Linked DNA regions of Homo sapiens: region 2 is linked to region 1. A link is an interaction called in ENCODE POLR2A ChIA-PET data of the cell type or tissue named here. Cell type or tissue: PC-9. All regions are shown on one strand.

Region 1 (5,000 bases):
ATGAACGAGGCGGGCATTGTGGTATGGATCATGCAGTGGCACATACCTCAGAGGCTACCTAGTCTACAGATTAAAATTTCAAACTTGAGTTCAACCCCAAAGAATACATATATATCTACTGCCTGCGCCCGGGGAAAAATACTTGAGTCCTTTTAAATGACAAAAGTAATAGAAAAGCATCTTTAAAAAATAATTCCAGTCCAGGTGCAGTGGCTCACACCTGTAATCCCAGCACTTTGGGAGGCCGAGGTGGGCAGATCGCCTGAGGTCAGGAGTTCCAGACCAGTCTGACCAACATGGTGAAACTCAGTCTCTACTAAAAACAAAAAATAAACCGGGCGTGGTGGTGTGACCCTGTAATCCCAGCTACTTGGGCAGCTGAGGCAGGATAATCGCTTGAACCCAGGAGGCAGAGGTTGCAGTGAGTCAAGATCGTACCACTGCACTCCAGTCTGGGCCACAGGAGAGAGACTCCGTCTCAAAAAAAAAAAAAAAAAAAAAAATTCCAAAGTTCTGTTTTAGGAGAATGGTAATGACTATATTGTGTATGTGAGTGTGTTTCAATTCTTTTGGTAAAAGCCAGAGGGCATTACCAAGTTTTTTAAGATTTCAGATAGATATATAAATTTTACACTGAAAGACTCAAAGCACAAAGAATCCCATGAACTGTTCCTGGGACTCTGCTTTGTCTTTACAGCACTCTGGTTGGGGGAACTGTATGTGGAAAGAGCTATACAACTTCTCCTGCACTCACTCAAGTCACAGTTCTGTGGATATAAGAATCCACTCATGCAACAAATATGTGCCAGGCACTGTGCAAGCCACTATAGTGCTACCCAAACCAACATGGCTCCTGCCCTCAAGATGCTCTAGTGGCCCTTCTCTATGGGTCTCTAGGAGCTTAATAGCTTCACTTCTGCCACTTTCATAGGCAAGATTCAGGCTGAGTTGCAGAGGTGCTCATGAGAGATAGAAAATAGGAATCAAGACTCACATACCATAGTTGCAGTAGCATGCACAATCAAAAACCTATGCCCCCATTATTAAAAATGTTGAATTCCGGCTGGGCGCGGTGGCTCACGCCTGCAATCCCAGTACTTTGGGAGGCCGAGGTGGACAGATCACGAGGTCAGGAGATTGAGACCATCCTAGCTAACACGGTGAAACCCCGTCTCTACTAAAAATACAAAAAATTAGCCGGGCTTGTTGGCGGGTGCCTGTAGTCCCAGCTACTCTGGAGGCTGAGGTAGGAGAATGGCGTGAACCTGGGAGACGGAGCTTGCAGTGAGCCGAGATCATGCCACTGCACTCCAGCCTGGGCGACAGAGCAAGACTCTGTCTCAAAAAAAAAAAAAAATGTTGAATTCCTTGTGATCCATGATGTTACAATAGATAGTACAGGCTAACAGGATATACTACCACTCTTCTTCACTACTGTTTCAATTGCCTTGCCTTGCTTCGCTTCGCTTCTCCATTTTCTCCTTCTTTCTTTCCTTTTCCTTTCCCTCTCTCTCACATACTCTCTCTCTTTCTCCCCTCTCTCTGTCTCTCTCTGTCTCTGTCTCTGTGTCTTTTTTGAGACAGGGTCTCGCTTTGTTGCCTGAACTCCTGGGCTCAAGCAATGCTCCTGCCTCAGCCTCCCAAAGTGCTGGGATTATAGGGGTGAGCCACCACACCCAGCCTTCTTTAGAATGTACTTCTCATCTTTCTTTTGCTCTCCATGTGGGTGATACCCTCTAAAGTGTAACATCCTCTAAAATGTTCCCATAAAGACAAAAATTCATACCACATACTTGTGAATTTGCTTTGAAACAATCCAGTGAAGGACATGGGGACTGTGAAGTGAGTGGGGTACAGGGCTAACCACAGATAGAAGTGGGATGATGGGTATCGAAGGTTCATTACACTATTCTACTTTTTACATATTTTTGGTATTACCCATAATAACTAGAATAAAATAAATACATTAGAAAAAAATTTACCACATCAACAGTTTGCCCTGAAAATATGGTGGTTAAGCTAAGGTCGGAATTAACCATGAATCTGCAAACATAACAGAAATGCATTACTTTGCATTCATGAGTCACTGTGTTTTGAAATAAGCCATGTCTTCAACTCTGCTTCATTCCTTAACATTCCCACACTAAGTCCTACTTTGGTGCTTTACAAGTTGGGTATCCACTAGCTTTTAAAGAAAGAAATCTGTGATCTTACAGGTAAGATCAACTCTTTCAGCAGGCATTTTAAACTGCCACATTTTAAAATAACTTTTATGAAAAAGATATATTTAAAAGAGCACGATTCCTGGGCTCAAGTGATCCTTAGCCTCCCAGTGGTCTTTGTAGATGGCCTGATGGAGTCTCATGGCACAAGAAGATTAAACAATGTCTCTAATTTTCATAAATTTCTGCAATTCAAAAAAAAAAGAGCAAAAAAAATAATTCTTCAAATACTTGTGCAATGACAGAAATGTGGTGATCCAGGTAACTTGCTTTAGTTTCTAAATACTTCATCTCACTCTCTTTTAATGATAATTAAGATCTCATGCACTGACGCTGGCCAAGGGGATTACTTATACAAAAAAATGCATCGAGATAAAAGTCTCAGTGAAAGGAACAGAACCCAAGGCCTAGTATATTTTCAATATGACTCGAGTTTAGTATTGCAGGAATCCAAGTCAGCTCCAAAACTGTGCCCAAGGATGTTTCTGGCAGACGTGCAATCTGGATCATCCACGAAGCTATTTAAAATTACTTGAGATGTTACCACGACAGATTTTAAAGATCAAAACACAGGTGTGTATCAGTGTTGCACAATTCTGTGGTAAGGGAGAACATGAGATCATTCCACCTAGAAACAGACCCAAACACAAACATCCACCTGGAGTTCAGGTGTACGGCTGTCTGAAGGCAGATGAATTTATCTCTGGAGTTTTGTTCTGCTATAAATATGCTCAGATAAGAAATGGGGTTTTAATATATTAATGTTACTTTAAATTGGGTGGGTCTTTTTAGCTGACAAGCATCTTATGTACCTGCCTTTATGCTATTTTTAACCTCTTGAAAGGCTTATTTCTCAATATAAATGGGTTATAGTCACCATAGTTTAAATAGCCTTATTTATTCTTTGCAGCTTCAGTAAACTTGTGAGAGTAACATAAAAGTTTCAGGATAGTCAAGGCACAAATCTTTTCCATTTCATTATGAACCAAGAAAAAAATTATCAAGATAAAGTCTTAAGAAAATAAGTGACTTAATTAAAGCCATCTCATGAAGTAGTATACGCACTTTACCTAATGATTCATTTAACATTAAATAGTTCCTACATAAACTACCTGGGGAAAGGATTATAAATCATGCTGCTATAAAGACACATGCACATGTATGTTTATTGTGGCACTATTCACAATAGCAAAGACTTGGAACCAATCCAAATGTCCATCAATGATAGACTGGATTAAGAAAATATGGCACATATACACCATGGAATACTACGCAGCCATAGAAAAGGATGAGTTCATGTCCTTTGTAGGGACATGGATGGAAACCATCATTCTCAGCAAACTATCGCAAGGACAAAAAACCAAACACTGCATGTTCTTACTCGTAGGTGGGAACTGAACAATGAGAACACTTGGACACAGGAAGGGGAACATCACATACCGGGGCCTGTCATGGGGTGGGGGGAGAGGGGAGGGATAGCATTAGGAGATATATCTAATGTAAATGACAAGTTCATGGGTGCAGCACACCAACACAGCACATGTATACATATGTAACAAACCTACACTTTGTGCACATGTACCCTAGAACTTAAAGTATTTAAAAAAAATACCTGGAGAGAGAGAGACAGAGAGAGAGAGGGAGAGAGGGAGGGGGGGAGAGAGAGAGAGAGAGAGAGAGGGAGGGAGGGAGGGAGAGAGAGAGACACAGAGACAGAGACAGAAAGACAGACATGCATCTGGAAAATTGAACAATAGGAGGCAGTCCTAGTTCTTGATGCCACAATGGTCCTGGATCTGTAAAGTTTTCACGGTAAGCCAGAGATTTATTTTATTTTCAAAAGAAGGCTAACAATAGTCAAAGTGTTACTGATCCATGTGAGCAAGTGTGTACTTATCTCCTATGCCCAAATGCAAACTTTCATTGTTCAACAAACTAGGAGTTAGTTTTGTGTGAATACAAGCATGAAGAAAAGAGTTGTGTGTGTCTCTATGAGCAAATAACAACACTCTGACTCCCTGATGCTAGGTCTACCCAAAGGAGACGAAAAACAACTATGGAAAGGAAAAGCACATACACAAACATAAACAGGACATGCATGTTGTATACCACCATTTGGTTAACAGATGCTGGTGTCTGCCCTCCGCTCTCACAAACGAGTCAATGTACGTGTGTGTGTGTGTGTGTGTGTGTGTGTGTGTGTGATCTTCATCCAAAAGTAACATAAAATTCTGTGTGGCTGGTTTGACAGTGTGTCTGCAAAATCTATGTAAGAATTCTAATGGAGCAAACACCTGCTGAGCCTGTTTGGATGCTGTCTGAACCAGTGATGGGGGAGTCTATGATAAGGTGGCTGAGCTGGAGAATGTTGTTTTTTGTAAAGTAAGCCCAGGCACCATCATCTGTCCCACTGGGCAGCTATTGCTCGCTTACTTCAGGCCTCACTATTATATGACCTTCATTTACATTGAGGGAAGAAATATGTTTTGTAAATTTTTTTTTGGAGATAGAGTCTTGCTCTGTTGCCTAGGCTGGAGTGCAATGGCACGATCTCAGCTCACTGCAACCTCTGCCTCCCAGGTTCAAGCAATTCTCCTGCCTCAGCCTCCCAAGTAGCTGGGATTACAGGCACCCACCACCATGCCCAGCTAATTTTTTTGTATTTTTAGTAGAGATGGGGTTTCACCATGTTGGCCAGGCTGGTCTTGAACTTCTGACCTCAGGTGATCCACCCCACTCGGCCTCCCAAAGTGCTGGGATTACAGGTGTGAGCCACCA
Region 2 (5,000 bases), 170 kb before region 1:
TATCAGGCTGCGGTCTGGGGTCTGGAGTGGCCACAGCAACACAGAGTCATCTCTGTTCAGATCTGGCCACTGCTGGGGAAAGCCCTGGCCCTTCTACCTTCCCTGTGGGGTCCCCTTTCCTTCCACCTGCACCAGGTTCTCATGGGCTCTCTACCCATGCCCAGCAGGCTCCCTCTGCAGGGCACTGGGGCGGGGTCGGGGTCGGCGGGGCGGGGGAGTAGGAGTGGGCGGGAGGGCAGAGAAGACTGAGACAGAAGACATGTTCCTGTCTTCAGAAAATCAACGCTCTTTTCAGGACTCACCATAGGAACGATGACCACTGCCACCATCACCACGGTGCGGAATAATCACTGCACATCCTGAGCCCCAGCCTAAGCAGGTCCCACAGATGTCTCATTTTAATCCTCTTCCACTTTAATCCTTGTTAAAAAACAACCTGTGAGGTGGGTGCGGTGGCTCACGCCTGTAATCTCAGCACTTTGGGAGGCCAAGGCAGGTGGATCACTTGAGGTCAGGAGTTCGAAACCAGCCTGGCCCACATGGTGAAACCCTGTCTCTACTAAAAATACAAAAATTAGCTGGGTGTGGTGGTGGGCGCCTGTAATCCCAACTACTCTGGAAGATGAGGCAGGAGAATCACTTGAACCTGGAAGGCAGAGGTTGCAGTGAGCCGAGATCACACCAAGAGCAAAACTCTGTCTCAAAAAAAAAAAAAAAAAAAAAAAGCTGGGCACGGTGGCTCACTCTGTAATCCCAGCACTTTGAGAGGCCGAGTCAGTTGGATCACAAGGTCAGGAGATCGAGACCATCCTGGCCAACATGGTGAAACTCTATCTCTACTCAATTACAAAAAATTAGCCGGGCATGGTGGCAGGTGCCTGTAATCCCAGCTACTTGGGAGGCTGAGGCAGGGGAATTGATTGAACCTGGGAGGCGGAGGTTGCAGTGAGCCAAGATCGCGCCACTGCACTCCAGCCTGGGTGACAGAGTGAGACTCCATCTCAAAAAAAAAAAAAAAAAAAAGCCCAATAAAACAATAAGAAAAACAACCTGTGAAGTGGCTATTATTTTTCCCATTCTACAGATGAGCAACTGAGCTTCAGTTTCCTGTCCATCATCGCCCAGCTAGGAAGTGGCGGAGCTGGGAGTGGACTCTGGGATGCTCAGGCTGTAGGACCTGTGGTCCATAGCGTGCACTGTGCCTCAGACCTGAGGCAGAAGGATGCACCTTCCAGAAAGACGTGCTGTGCACATGCAGAGCATGAGATGCTGGGAGCCAGGGCCCTGTGAAGGGCCTGAACCTTGAGGACAGGCAGGAACTAGACTGGCAGGGGGAGGCACGGGCACTCCCAAGACACAGACTGGCCTGAGCCCAGTTTCAAGGGAAGGAGCCATGATGCCTGTGTGAGGGCAGCAAACTGTTCTATGGGGCCAGAGCCCAGGGCCTGGGGAGGGAGATCAAAGCCAGACCAGAGCAAAGCTGGTGCTAGGTGATAGTCTGCTGCCCACCCTCCCTTCCCGCTGTTCAGGCCTGGGCCCCACTCAGAAGTCTGTGTCCTCAGGGTCAAAGGCCCATCCAGGGTGGTGCCACCCTCCTCCACTTGAAGCCACTCTCTCCCATCTCTCCCTGTGGCCCAGATGCCTGCCAGGGTCAGCTGTTGGGACTTAGCCGTTCCAGGGAGGGAGGCCTGGGCAGCTCGGAGCCAGTGGGTTTGTGGGTTGAGCCAGAGGGCTGGAGAATGATCCCAGCTGATAGGGCCCACGTGGGTGGTCTCTGGGAGAGCCTGGGAGGGAACCAGGCAGGGCGGCTCTGTCCTTGGCCTGGGCTCCCAGAGCTCAGCTAGACTGTTCCTGGACAGGCTGTGCCAGCTGCAGGGCCTCCAGACCCCAGACTCTATCCCCGAGTCATCCATCGACACCAGGAGTCACTCCTAGGTAGACACAGCTGCCTGCTCGGAGCCCTGTGCAGCTCCCTCTGCCCCCAGTCCCCAGCCACCCTCTCCTCTCAGCAGCCTGTCCTCTGCTCCTCCATCCTCAGGAGCTGAGCCTCAGTGAAGTGGCTGCTAGGTGCTCCAGAGTGAAGGCAGGACAGGACTCTGAGCTGGACTGCCAGGCCCAAGGTGACTTGGAGGTGGGGAAGAGGCACGGCCACAGGCAGTGAGCCCTGAGCCAGAGGCGGCAGGGACAGTGTCTGAACCCAGCACTCCCTTCCTCACGCCCCTGGCAGGAGGCCCAGGCGCAGCGCCAGCCTCACAGGCTGATTCGTGACTGAGAAGCTGCCTCGTGGGCCCTGCTCTGGGTGGGAGGGGCCTGGGAAAGTCAAGTCTCTGGGCCTTCGCTGCTCTGTGGGGCCTGCCCAGGCTGTGTGTGGCTGCTGGGAGGCACCGAAAAGCCGTTTTCTTCATTAAGCATCTGTGTGGAGATGGAAGGAACCAACAGGGATGCCTCTCCAATCATACAGACTTGGGCCAGCCACCACCTCCTCAGTTCTTCACAATTCTCCTTGCTCTCCCTCCTGTTGTGGTCATTAATTTGGGAGGCTCTGGAGGGGGTGGGTGGCATTGTTCCCTGCCATCCTGCTGTCCAGAGCCCAGTTCCATCCCCGGCTCTGGAACCCTAGAAGATGCGAGGCCCCCAGGACACCATTGCCATCCTCAGTGGGCTGGGTGAGGCCTGCTCCGGGCCCACTCACAGGCCAAGCTTGAGTGACACAGGAGCCAGAGATGGGGCTACTGCAGTCCCCAGGCAACCTTATCTACAGTGGCAGCTGTGGCCACAGTAACCTCTCCAGTTGGGCAGGACGGTGAGGTCAGCCATCAACAGCCAGCCTGACCTTTCTGGAAGCCAGCCAGCCAGCCATGTCTGCTGCATCCAGGCAGGACTGCAGCTTAAGCTCTGCTCTTGGAGAGCTGGTTGCCCAGGCAGACCCATCCGTAGACACAGCTCTCTGCTTCAATGTCCCAGCCTGGGAGTCCGAGAAGGGGGCCTGGTCTGTGCCTCTCATCAGCTCCCGAGCACCAAGCTCGCAACCAGCCAAGTGTCCATTTTTAAGTGTTCCCGCCTGTAAATGAGGGCCTGGGACGGACTAATGCAGAGTGGGTAGTGCAAGGAGAACTGATGGGGACAAAAGGGTGGCCTGGCCTCCAGCCAGGGCTACTGGAGTGGGCAGGGCAAGAGATGATGGCAGCTTGAAGGAGGGGGGTGTGGGCAGAGGGAATGGGGCAAGGTAGGTGGATCTGAGAGAGATTTTGGGGTGAGAATAAACAGGACCGGTGACTGGATGTGAGGATTAGACAGTGGGGAGTTCTGTCTTGCACAACCTGGGGCGCCATGGCCTGAGCTGGAAGCCTGAGGCTCCCAACCTGCTGAGCGACTTGCCACGGGCTGATGCCCCCTGGGCCCGTGCTCTCATCCCTCAACTTCCAAGGGATCCCTGATCCCATTGACTTCCAAGGTGGGAACGAGTGAGGTCTCATCCTCTCTGCTCCAACCACCCTGCAAGTTTGGTGCTCTGGGAACTCATGTGTTCCTGTCTCCACTTGTAACTAAAACCATGAAAACTTGAAACACACAAAAGAAGAAGGGACTATCATGGCCCTGAGAGCCCATCACTCAGCTTCAAGGCTCATTGTCATCTTACCTTTTTTATTTCTTTTTTCTTTTTGAGACAGAGTCTCACTCTGTTGCCCAGGCTGGAGTGCAGTGGCATGATCATGGCTCACTGCCACCTTGACCTTCTGGGCTCAAGCGATCCTCCCACTTCAGCCTCCCGAGTAACTGGGACTAAAGATGTGTGCCTCCACGCTTGGCTAATTTTTTTATTTTTTGTAGAGATGAGGTCTCCATATGTTGCCCTGGCTGGTCTTGAATTCCTGAACCCAAGTAATCCTCCTGCCTCGGCCTCCCAAAATGCTGGGATTACAGGTGTAAGCCACCACAACTGGCCCTTCTTTACTTCTTAGCTAACTTAAAAAAATTTTGGTATTTTATAACAGTGCCAGACACTATATTATTTTATCCATAAATACTTTAGTTTTTATGTCCAACAGAATGAGGGATTCGTTTTTTTTTTTAACATAACTATAATGCCAAGTCTTAGCAAATGTTAATAAAGTTAACAATTTCTTTTTAAAAAAATTTCAACTTTTGGCCATGCGCGGTGGCTCACACCTGAATCCCAGCACTTTGGGAGGCTGAGGGGGTGTGGATCACTGGAGGTCAGGAGTTCGAGACCAGCCTGGCCAACATAGTGAAAACCCATCTCTACTAAATATATATATATACACAAAAATTAGCTGGGCGTGGTGGCGCGTGCCTGTAATCCCAGCTACTCGGGAGGCTGAGGCAGGAAAATTGCTTGAACTCAAGAGGTGGAAGTTGCAGTGAGCTGAGATCATGCCACTGCACTCCAGCCTGGGTGACAGAGCAAGACTCCATCTCAGAAAAAAAAAAAAATCAATTTTTATTATAAAGGGTACACCTGCAGATTTGTTACATGGGCAAATTGCATGACACTGAGGCTTGGGGTCCCAGGGACCCTGTCGCCCAGACCGTAAGCATAGTACCCAACAGGTGATTCTTCAGCCCACACCCCCCTCCCTCCCTTCCCAGTCCAGTGATCCCCAGTGTCTACTGTTCCCATCTTTATGATCATGTGTATTTAACATTTAGCTCCCACTTATAAGTGAGAACGTGGTATTTGGTTTTCTGTTCTTGCATTAGGTTGCTTGGGATTATGGCCTCTAGCTCTATCTATATTGTTGCAAAGGACATGATTTCATTCTTTTTATGGCTGCATAGTATTCCATGGTACAACAATTTCTTAATATCATATAAAACCCAGTTCAGGCCAGGCGTGGTGGCTCACACCTGTAATCCCAGCACTTTGGGAGGCCTAGGCGGGTGGATCATTTGAGGTCAGGAGTTCAAGACCAGCCTAGCTAACATGGTGAAACCCCATCTCTACTAAAAATACAAAAATTAGCCGGGTGATAATGGTG

What was found. Peaks named below come from ENCODE experiments on the same cell type or tissue, not always from the same donor. Only the 100,000 strongest peaks of a DNase experiment are listed, where the experiment ranks them.
Region 2: POLR2A ChIA-PET joins it to region 1 with 15 read pairs; 1 of 35 experiments calls an interaction of 5 or more read pairs at or near these places.

What each region holds. Positions count from the first base shown.
Region 1 is chr2:28,183,166-28,188,165 of GRCh38, reverse strand. The region is part of intron 7 of BABAM2 (BRISC and BRCA1 A complex member 2); the gene reads right to left. All of the region lies in intron 1 of LOC100505736 (a long non-coding RNA gene), which reads left to right. Among named protein-coding and RNA genes, the nearest start is that of BABAM2-AS2, 120 kb to the left of the region's middle. In PC-9, no CTCF peak of the experiment used is centred here; DNase peaks (open chromatin) are centred at 2,085 and 2,805; H3K27ac peaks cover 782 bases.
Region 2 is chr2:28,353,512-28,358,511 of GRCh38, reverse strand. LOC105374381 (a long non-coding RNA gene) reads right to left here. Exons shown (of 3, transcript XR_939873.3): 3 at 4,424-5,000. LOC105374382 (a long non-coding RNA gene) reads right to left here and starts at 135. Exons shown (of 3, transcript XR_007086256.1): 1 at 1-135. In PC-9, no CTCF peak of the experiment used is centred here; a DNase peak (open chromatin) is centred at 2,231.